2 separate regions of the Mus musculus genome follow, and region 1 is linked to region 2. The links are chromatin contacts, found by POLR2A ChIA-PET in ENCODE. All regions are on one chromosome and are shown on one strand. The core of a region is the stretch at or near the end of the contact, and the rest is flanking DNA. Distances in the headings are between cores, read along the strand shown.

Region 1 (4,376 bases), core at 1,708-4,207, 86 kb before region 2:
TCTACCACTTCCTACTTCATAGACTGACCATTAAGACAGTTTTATGTTGACAGCTACCATGGTGATGGTAGACCAGATTCTTATCCAAGCAACTTAGTCAGTGGCACGCTAACCAAGACCTCCCAGATGAGAATTACTGCCTAAGTTATCAAACTACAATAATCACAAAGTCCATAATTGTGGACTTTTGGAAACATTTGAAAGGAGTACTTTATATTTGAATATATATACACATATATGTATATATATATATATAATTTTATTTATATATATGTAAATATATATGTGTAATATATGTGTGTAAATGTGTATGTATTTTATATATATTGTATATATATATAATTTGTATGCATTGGTGAGAAAATTTCAGATGCCCTGGAACTAGAGTTATAGTTGTGAGCTGCCACATGGGTGCTGGGATTTGAACCTAGGTCCTTTGGAAGAACAACCAGTGCTCTTAACCACTGATCCATCTTTCCTGCCTTCTGTATTTGACTTTCTATTAACTGTATGTTTGTGATTCTATATGCTTAATTGCAACAAGAAAAGTAACCAGGCATTTCTGGGTTACTTGTCTTCTGAGATAGGCTGGCCTGGAACTTGAAACTCGGAACTGTTTCAGCGTTGTCAGTGTGCGACCGCATGAGAGCCATGACTGATTCTGTTCACTAAAATCTTAAGTCTGATGTCTTTAAGTAGAATTCAGTAAAAAATACAGTTAAACACACACACACACACAAACCATGTAGAGAGCTAAACTGAACGTTAACCTCCTGAGAGAGAAACTGTTGGGGTCAGCGGCTTGGCAGGGAGAGGTCCTGGGACCGACACCTTGAGCCTGAGCCGAGATTGAAGGAGAGAGCAAAGGAGAGAGCTTCCTCTGTTGTCCTCTGACCTCCAGACGCACTGTGGATTGTACATGCCCACATTATGTACACATACACCCTAAACCAATAAGCTGTAATAAAAAAAATTAGAGTCCTTTGACTATGTGGGCAATTTTAATAAGTACAAGCAAGTAAATGTAAAAGAATTGTAACAAATTCCCTGCTTGTTGCTTCCTGCCAAGACAAGTTCCTTTTACAAACAGTTAAAAAAAAAAAAAGTGTATGTACTCTAGCAAAAAAGAGGCCGAAGAACTATCTGATTCTACTTATATCTACTTACTTGTGTGGGGGGGGAGGTTGTGGGGGGAGGTTCCTGGGGATCAAGGTTAGGACTCTAGGCTTCCAGCAAAGAGCTAAATGAGCCACAGGCCCAGCCTGCTTCCTGCATTCAATGTATGCATTTCAGAAAAATATTTTCTTTGGTCCCGGGAAATGAACTGAGGGCTTTGCATACAGCAAGCAAGCACTGTACCCCTGAACTACACCCCCAGATCAAAATGGCTTTGTATTTTTGCACTGGGAAGGAGCTCATGTAGTCAGGGGTGGCCTCTGTGTAAGCAAAGATGAACTCAGTCTCCATCTCCCAAGAGCTGGCACTACAGACGTGTGCTACCACCATGTTCAGCTTCAAGATTATTCTCAAAGTGTATGCGTGTAAATGTTGTCGCTCTTACATTTCGGAGTTGTTTGCTTGCAACTTCATTCAAATGGCAGAGCTAACAATTCCCGTTTCTGTGTTCCCCCTGGCATCCAAACAGCAATTTTAAATTCTCGGCTGTCTGTCCCAATGGCTACACTCAAGTATACGACCGTGTGTGTACATTATGACAAATGTTTGCACCTAGGGAGGTCCTTCTGTTTTGGAGGCTGTATGACCATGTCGAACTCCGTAGCCCTGGCTGTCCCAGAACCCACCACATAGAGCAGGTTGGTCCTCAACCTGTACAGCTCTTGCTTCCCTCTCTGCAGCTCCAAATATACCCGTCATTCTCCTTGCCCCGGCCCCACTAGTTACTTACTACAAATCACACGTGGAACCGACAGTCTCTGGTTTGTTTCTCTGAGCTGTGTGTGCAAGTGCGTTTGATCCTGGAACTCACTTTGTAGCCCAGGCTGGCCCCAATCTCACAATGATCTTCCTGCCTCTGAGTGCCAGCATTAAAGCCGTTTACCACCGTGCCAAGCTCTATGAGGTTTGAAGGTTTCATAAAAACAAAGAAACAGCAACTAGTGTGTTCGTCTCAATTTACAACACTGAAATCAAACAAAATGCAGATAACTGAGTTGGCAAAGAGGGCTCACGCTAATCACCTTACCACTGACCAGAAGAGGTAGGAGAATCTACTTCCGAGGACTACCGGGCTGCGTCTCAAGACAACAAAGAAAGCCCGTAATAATCCTCATAATTCTGCAGACACTATTGGCAGATTCTAATGTGAGACTTTAACTCCCTGTGCAGCTTCGTTCACGGACTATGCTCTTGAGAGCTTCAGGCCTGAATGCGGATCTGGAACCGAGCCCTGATTACCTTACTTAACCCAGAGGTCTCGAACCGGAACCGGGAGAAATCTCAAGAGTTTAAGGACCGCAGAAAAGCAAAAACAAAGCAAAGCCAGAACCAGGCCCGGCGACTGCAGGAGCCGGTCCCGGAGCAGGCTGCCCGGGGGGCCTTTGTTGTGCCCTCCGCGGCCTCCGGGGAGCAGCAGACCGGGAGCGCGCAGCGGCCGTCCCGGAGCTTGGAGCGGCCCAGCGGCCGTCTGAGCTTCCGTTTCCTCCTCCGCGGGACCGAGGTGGCCGAGGCAGCCCCGGAGCGCTGCCGGCGGGCCCGGACAGGCAGGTGGAGCTGCGCGCGCGCAGGCCGGCGACGCGCGCCCCGGGCGGAGCCGCGAGGAGGAGGGGAGGGCGGAGGAAGCGGCGCGCCCGCCCGCTAGGCCCGGCCCGCCGCGTGCGCGCGGCCCCCGCCCTCTCCGCCCGCGCGCCGGGTCGCCGGGGCCGTGGTGTACGTGCAGCGCGCGCGGAGCGAGTGGCGCCCGCAGGCCCGCGCCCTGCCCGCCCGCCCCGACGCAGCCGGCTGGGCCCGCCCGCCCAGGGCGCTGTGCGCCGCGCAGGCCGCGCTCTCTCCGGCGCGATGCGGCGCTAGGCGGCCCCGGGCAAGGCAGGCGAGGCCAGGGCGCGCGCGGCCTCCCGCAGCGGGCGGCGGCCCCGGGCGGGCGCCCCGACGGCCCCGCCGCCGCCCCGCTCCCGGCCCGCGGCCCGCCCTGCCGCGGCCATGGCCAGTGACAGCGGCGGGCCCGGCGTGCTGAGCGCCAGCGAGCGCGACCGGCAGTACTGCGAGCTGTGCGGGAAGATGGAGAACCTGCTGCGCTGCGGCCGCTGCCGCAGCTCCTTCTACTGCTGCAAAGAGCACCAGCGCCAGGACTGGAAGAAGCACAAGCTGGTGTGCCAGGGCGGCGAGGCCCCCCGCGCGCAGCCCGCGCCGGCGCAGCCCCGCGTCGCGCCCCCGCCCGGTGGGGCCCCCGGAGCCGCGCGCGCCGGCGGGGCGGCCCGGCGCGGGGACAGCGCGGCGGCCTCGCGCGTACCGGGCCCGGAGGACGCGGCGCAGGCCCGGAGCGGCCCCGGCCCAGCAGAGCCCGGCTCCGAGGATCCTCCGCTTAGCCGGTCTCCGGGCCCCGAGCGCGCCAGCCTGTGCCCAGCGGGTGGCGGCCCCGGGGAGGCGCTGAGTCCCGGTGGAGGGCTGCGGCCCAACGGGCAGACCAAGCCGTTGCCCGCGTTGAAGCTGGCTCTGGAGTACATCGTGCCGTGCATGAACAAGCACGGCATCTGCGTGGTGGACGACTTCCTGGGCAGGGAGACCGGGCAGCAGATCGGCGATGAGGTGCGCGCCCTGCACGACACCGGCAAGTTCACGGACGGGCAGCTGGTCAGCCAGAAGAGTGACTCTTCCAAGGACATCCGGGGGGACCAGATCACCTGGATCGAGGGCAAAGAGCCCGGCTGCGAAACCATCGGCCTGCTCATGAGCAGCATGGACGACCTGATCCGCCACTGCAGCGGGAAGCTGGGCAACTACAGGATAAACGGCCGAACGAAAGTAAGTGGCTGGGGCTCTTGCGACCGGAGGAGGGTCTGTGAGGACCACCCCCCGCCCCCGCAGACCCGGGGCCCGGCGCTCTGTCTTAGCGTGGCTCCTTTTGTCCTTGTACTGTCTGCCACAGTGCACAGTGCAGAGCCTGCCGGAGCCCTGGTCACTCGTGGGGGTCGTTGGGGTACCAGCTACACCGGGTCTGGGTGATGCATCTTATCTTGCCTGTGTGCCTGAGCTAGTTAAAAGCCCCGCGGTTTTTAGCGCGCACCCGGCTCTGATTGAGAGCCAGACACTGTGTTTAGCTAGGACTCTGTCAGCTGCCCCCAGAAAGGTTCATTTAAAAGCCTGTGGTCGGAAAACTCCCTGTATTCAGGAAAAGCTTGGCGGCCTGCTCCCCTCCCCCG
Region 2 (4,685 bases), core at 1,144-3,643:
TACTATTTCCTGTGCGCTTAGAGGCAAAGCAGTCTTTGGAACTGAGACTAAAACCTGGGAGCCTGCAGGTACTCCTAATGTTTGCAACATTAGCAATACCTTAACGTCACTGAAGTACTACAGATTAGACAGAGAGTATTGCACAGACAGAAAGAGTGTGGTGGAGGAAGTTAGGCAGCCTGAAGTTGCCTACCATGGTCACCAGCTGTGCAGTCACAAACATTAGCCAGGCCCACTGTTATGGGCTGCTGAGACAAGAGTGTACCACCACATGGTGGCACACACCTTTAATCCCAGCCCTCAGAGGCAGGCAGATCTCTTAGCAGAGTCTGAGGCCAAACTGGTGTACAGAGCACATTCCAGGCACCCTCAGCTACACAAAGTAAACTCTGTCTCAGGGGAAAAAAAAAAAAAAGAAAGCTGCTGTCCAGCCTCCAAAGTGGAAATGTTCATGACCAGTCACCTTACTTATTCACAGAAAGCTGATAACAATTTCATCATAAAAAAAAAAAAAAACCAACTCCTTTCATAAACACGTACAAGGAAAGTTCCAATCAACGCACAAACCCACTTAAAGGCCAAGAAGCTGGAGTTAGAGCTATCAGAACACTCTTCTTTTCCAATGTGCCTGCTTTAGAATAACAGGCTAAAGATGGTGAAGTCAATGACAGAGGTTCCAGCCATAGGCTTTAAGGCTACAGTTCAGATTAATCATAAATCTAAATTTTTTTATGGAACTTAAGAAGTTTGCCCACATTCCAAAAGTAGTTGTGCTAACCAAACCAAACCAAAAGCTGGGCAGTGGTAGTGTATGCCTTTAATCCCAGTACTTTGGAGGCAGAGGCAGAGGCAGGGGCAGGCGATTTCCGAGTTCGAGGCCAGCCTGGTCTACAGAGTGAGTTCCAGGACAGCCAGGGCTACACAGAGAAACCCTGTCTCAAAAAACCAAAAAGAAAAAAAAAAAAAAGAAAGAAAGAAAAGGAAAGGAAAGGAAAGGAAAGGAAAGGAAAGAAAAGAAAATGGTGTTAACTACTGGCATAGCATGGAAATACCCTTTGAAAGGCACTTTTGTCAAGAGTGGTGGTGTAGACTATAATCCTAGCTCTCTGGAGGTGAGGGCATGAGGAATGCAAGATCCAGAAAGCCTGGGGCTTCACAGCTAGTGCCAAAGCCAGAGAACAAACCAAGAAAATCTTGTTTCAAAAATAATTAATTAAGATTTTTTTTAACTCTCCCCCGAGGATGGAGAGATGGCACAAGGGTTAAGGGTCATTCCTTCAGCAACCACATTGGGGCAGCTCACAATCTGTAACTCAATTCCCAGAGCTGGCCTCTGATGCACCAGACACCTCGTGGTGCACATACACACATGCAGGTACACTCATACACATAAAAATAAGCAAATTCTCACCCCACCCCACCCGTAATTGTGCAAACCCACGGAGTGAAAGCACACGAAGTCTCCACCTTGATAATTGCTCGTGAATATTGTAAGTGACCAACACTCTGTTGGAAACCAAACGGGGCAAACCACCAGTTAAAACTAGAAGAGGAAGGAAGTGGGGGGCGGAAGGGGGTAGTGTAGAAGGTAAGTTGGACAGAAAACAGTGGCAATGGGTATCCTACTCAGAAACTTGTGCAAACATAACGAATAGAAGACAGTAATTTCCTGAGGTTCCAAGTAAGAGTTAAAAAAAAAAACTCTACGCGCATATTGTAGCCGAATATTTTTCTCTCTCAGGAATACTTAAGGTAGAGGGCTGGGGAGAAGGCGGGAGGTGGAGACCCAAAAGTCTTCTCGGGCTAGGTCAGGACTAAGATTACTACTCAACAGGCAGAACTCTAATGCTCCCCTCATGTTGTGTGCGGGGGCTCCCGGCCTGACGGGGAGAAGGGACAGAGGGACCGCCATCGATACAAACTTGTAAAAGCAGACGCGTTAACCGAGGCGCAGACACATGGTTGCCGTGGATACCAAGCCACGTACCCAACTGGGTTAGGACCCGCTCTTTAAGACAAGCAAGGGTCGTGGGCTGGGGACATAGGGATCGGGGAGGGACTGTCCTTCCCGCGACGTTGCCCTGGGCCTTGGTCCTCCCAGGCGCCTACCGCATAGAGGAGCACACTGCTAGGGCTGGCCGAGCCGACCGAGAATCGGGAGCTGGAGGAGCTAGGAACGTCCATGGCGCGGCTGCCGTCCCTGGCGGGGCCTGGGCTGGTCTGCTACACGGCTGTAGTGCAGCCGCTGGGGGCGGTTCTTTCGCACGGGGCGGCTCCCGTCTGCCCAGGACAGTGGCACTCCGTACGGCCACTGCACGGGACCCCGGGCACCGCCATCTTAACCAGGCCCGAGGCCGCGCAGGGACCGTGACGCACGCGCAGAAGCCGCGCCGGAAGCGGAAGTGGTGGGCACTGGGCGGGATCTGGGGGGGTCTCCGTGCTGATTCCCATGGCGGCGGAGCACGATTCGGACTCCGTTGAGCCTCCTGGTTCGGAGGCACTCCTGGACGCCGTTCTGCGGACCCTCTACGACCTGGGTGAGCGTAGCTCCTGGGAGGAGGCGGCCAAAGACAGTGAAACGCATCCCGAGGCGGCGGGACCACGGCCCACGTGGTCTCCTGGAGCCATGTCCGCAAGCGCTACCCTCTCCGGGACCTTCTCCCCCACTTGTTGGCCGACCTTTTGCTCTCCTTCTCACTGTGCAGGAAAATAAAATCAGAGATGGTTACTAAAGGCAGGCCACTCGCAGAAGGACAGGCACTGGCAGGCAGAAGAGCTCACGTTGATTGCCTGACTTTTAGAACCAGACACGTAACAAACGCTGTATTGTTTTTATTTTGGAGCGGTTGCTCAAAATTCCAAGCTCACTTACACGATTAAAAAGCAAAAGCAAGCTGAGAACTTGGAAGAACGTACCAGGTGTACATGTACATGCATTTTTGTGTGTTTCCCTCATTAACTGTCAGAGCAACCCATATATGTACACACATCTTCATAAAGGTCCTCCTTAAGAGCTCGAGTCTCAAGGTCTAGGGCCTGATGTCACATTCTGCGCTGTGTTAGGTTCTTTGTGTCCACCGACAACACTTGGCCTCCGACTTTCACAAGTTTGTTTGTTTGGGTTTTTTTTTTTTTTTTCTTTTTGGTTTTTCAAGACAGGGTTTCTCTGTGTAGCCCTGGCTGTCCTGGAACTCACTCTGTAGACCAGGCTGGCCTCGAACTCAGAAATCCGCCTGCCTCTGTCTCCCAAGTGCTGGGATTAAAGTCGTGCGCCGCCGCCACCACCACCACCTGGCTGACTTTCACAAGTTTTAAGACTAATTTTTAAAATCCTAGATACAGTTGATATTCACACATGCAGGAATTCATTACGGTAGTTACTTCCCAGCTACCTGGACTTTACCTATTCATTTTTATATCTATACTGGCAGAGTTACATTGGCCACAAGTACACAGCTAGTATTCAGAAAGCTCCTGGGCCCATACTGTAGGTCAGTACTGAGGCTTAGACGCCTGATTGAAATTTCAGATCACTGTTGAGAGTCTGAGCAGAAGAAACAAACTGAAGATGAGAAATAGAGTAGAAAGTAAAGGTATTCAAATTAAAGCAATTAAAGTTTAGCTGGATTCCCTTTAAATCCAAAACCGAAGGAAAACAAGAAGAACCCGGACATGTACCTGTAACCCTGCAGTGTGGTAAAAAGACATGCTAGTATAGAGGCAAATGCTTTTAACATGGTCCTGGGAACTATGACGTTGATGGCACCGGGTGTGAGGACTAGCGTAATTGTATTACTAAGGGTCAGAGGTGTATGCAGCTATCTGGGAAGGAAGGCAGGATTTTGATTTCTGAAAGTGTTGCCTGTGTTTGTGGTTTCCGGTTACTTTATTTATTTATGTATGTGCGGGTGTGTGTCAACCCCGCCATATGCAGTGAGAAAACACCTCCCACAGGAGTGAGTTCTCTCCTTCCACCGTGTGGGTCCTGGAGATCATGAAGTCATGAGACCTGGCCCTAAGCACTTCGTTTCTTTGTGTACATGAGTGGATGCCTGTGTCTGGGCCCCATGCAAAGTGGCATTCCTTCAGTATTGGCATTAATTAAAACTAAGATGATTTTTAATTTTTTTTTTAATGTTGAAATGAACAGGAGAGACGGAAGGTGAAACAGAGCAGAAAAGGATCCGAAAGAAGAAAGCAAAGAAGAGAGACTCAGAGACTATAGAAGATGTGGCAGTAGAGCCGCTTCCCCTGCCTGGATCTCCTGTACGAGGCCAGAAGAAGAGTGCTTCCAGCTTTTTCCAGAAGCTCAGAGAAGAACTGCAGTCTGCTCCCGCTGCCCCTTCAGAAGTCCCTGTCACTACTGCAGTCTCCCTCTCTCCCCCAAAGAACGGCAGCAAGCTAGTGGAAGTGGTAGAGTTTCAAAGCAAAAGTAAAAAGAGAAAACTAAAGTCAGATGAAGATGAGCCGGCAAAGGTAATGGATGCTTCAGTGGCCTTAGACTGAACCTGGGGCCCCAGGGCTTCCTTCAGGACCAAGCATTTGATCAATGACTCACAGGACTTAGCATCTTACCCATCGTGTGGGCCTAAGGTTGCCAAACCCGAATCTTCCCCAGAAGAAAGTGGGCACTATAAACCTCGTTAGTGTTTGTGCTCAGTAGGTAAATTTATGATGTTAGTACC

The links. ChIA-PET counts read pairs that join two places held with the same protein, here RNA polymerase II (POLR2A).
Region 1: POLR2A ChIA-PET joins it to region 2 with 13 read pairs in Patski. The contact joins the promoter of Egln1 here to the promoter of 2810004N23Rik in region 2. POLR2A ChIA-PET finds 5 or more read pairs at or near these places in 2 of 5 experiments (Patski and embryonic stem cell).

Annotation. Positions count from the first base shown.
Region 1 is chr8:124,947,835-124,952,210 of GRCm38, reverse strand. Egln1 (egl-9 family hypoxia-inducible factor 1) reads left to right here and starts at 2,957. Exons shown (of 5, transcript NM_053207.2): 1 at 2,957-3,978. The coding sequence starts at 3,157. It overlaps Gm46060 (a long non-coding RNA gene), which reads left to right and starts at 3,986. Exons shown (of 2, transcript XR_001778719.2): 1 at 3,986-4,376.
Region 2 is chr8:124,860,737-124,865,421 of GRCm38, reverse strand. It overlaps 2810004N23Rik (RIKEN cDNA 2810004N23 gene), which reads left to right and starts at 2,393. Exons shown (of 7, transcript NM_025615.2): 1 at 2,393-2,537; 2 at 4,151-4,476. The coding sequence starts at 2,450. Gnpat (glyceronephosphate O-acyltransferase) reads right to left here and starts at 2,389. Exons shown (of 16, transcript NM_010322.3): 1 at 2,110-2,389. The coding sequence starts at 2,184.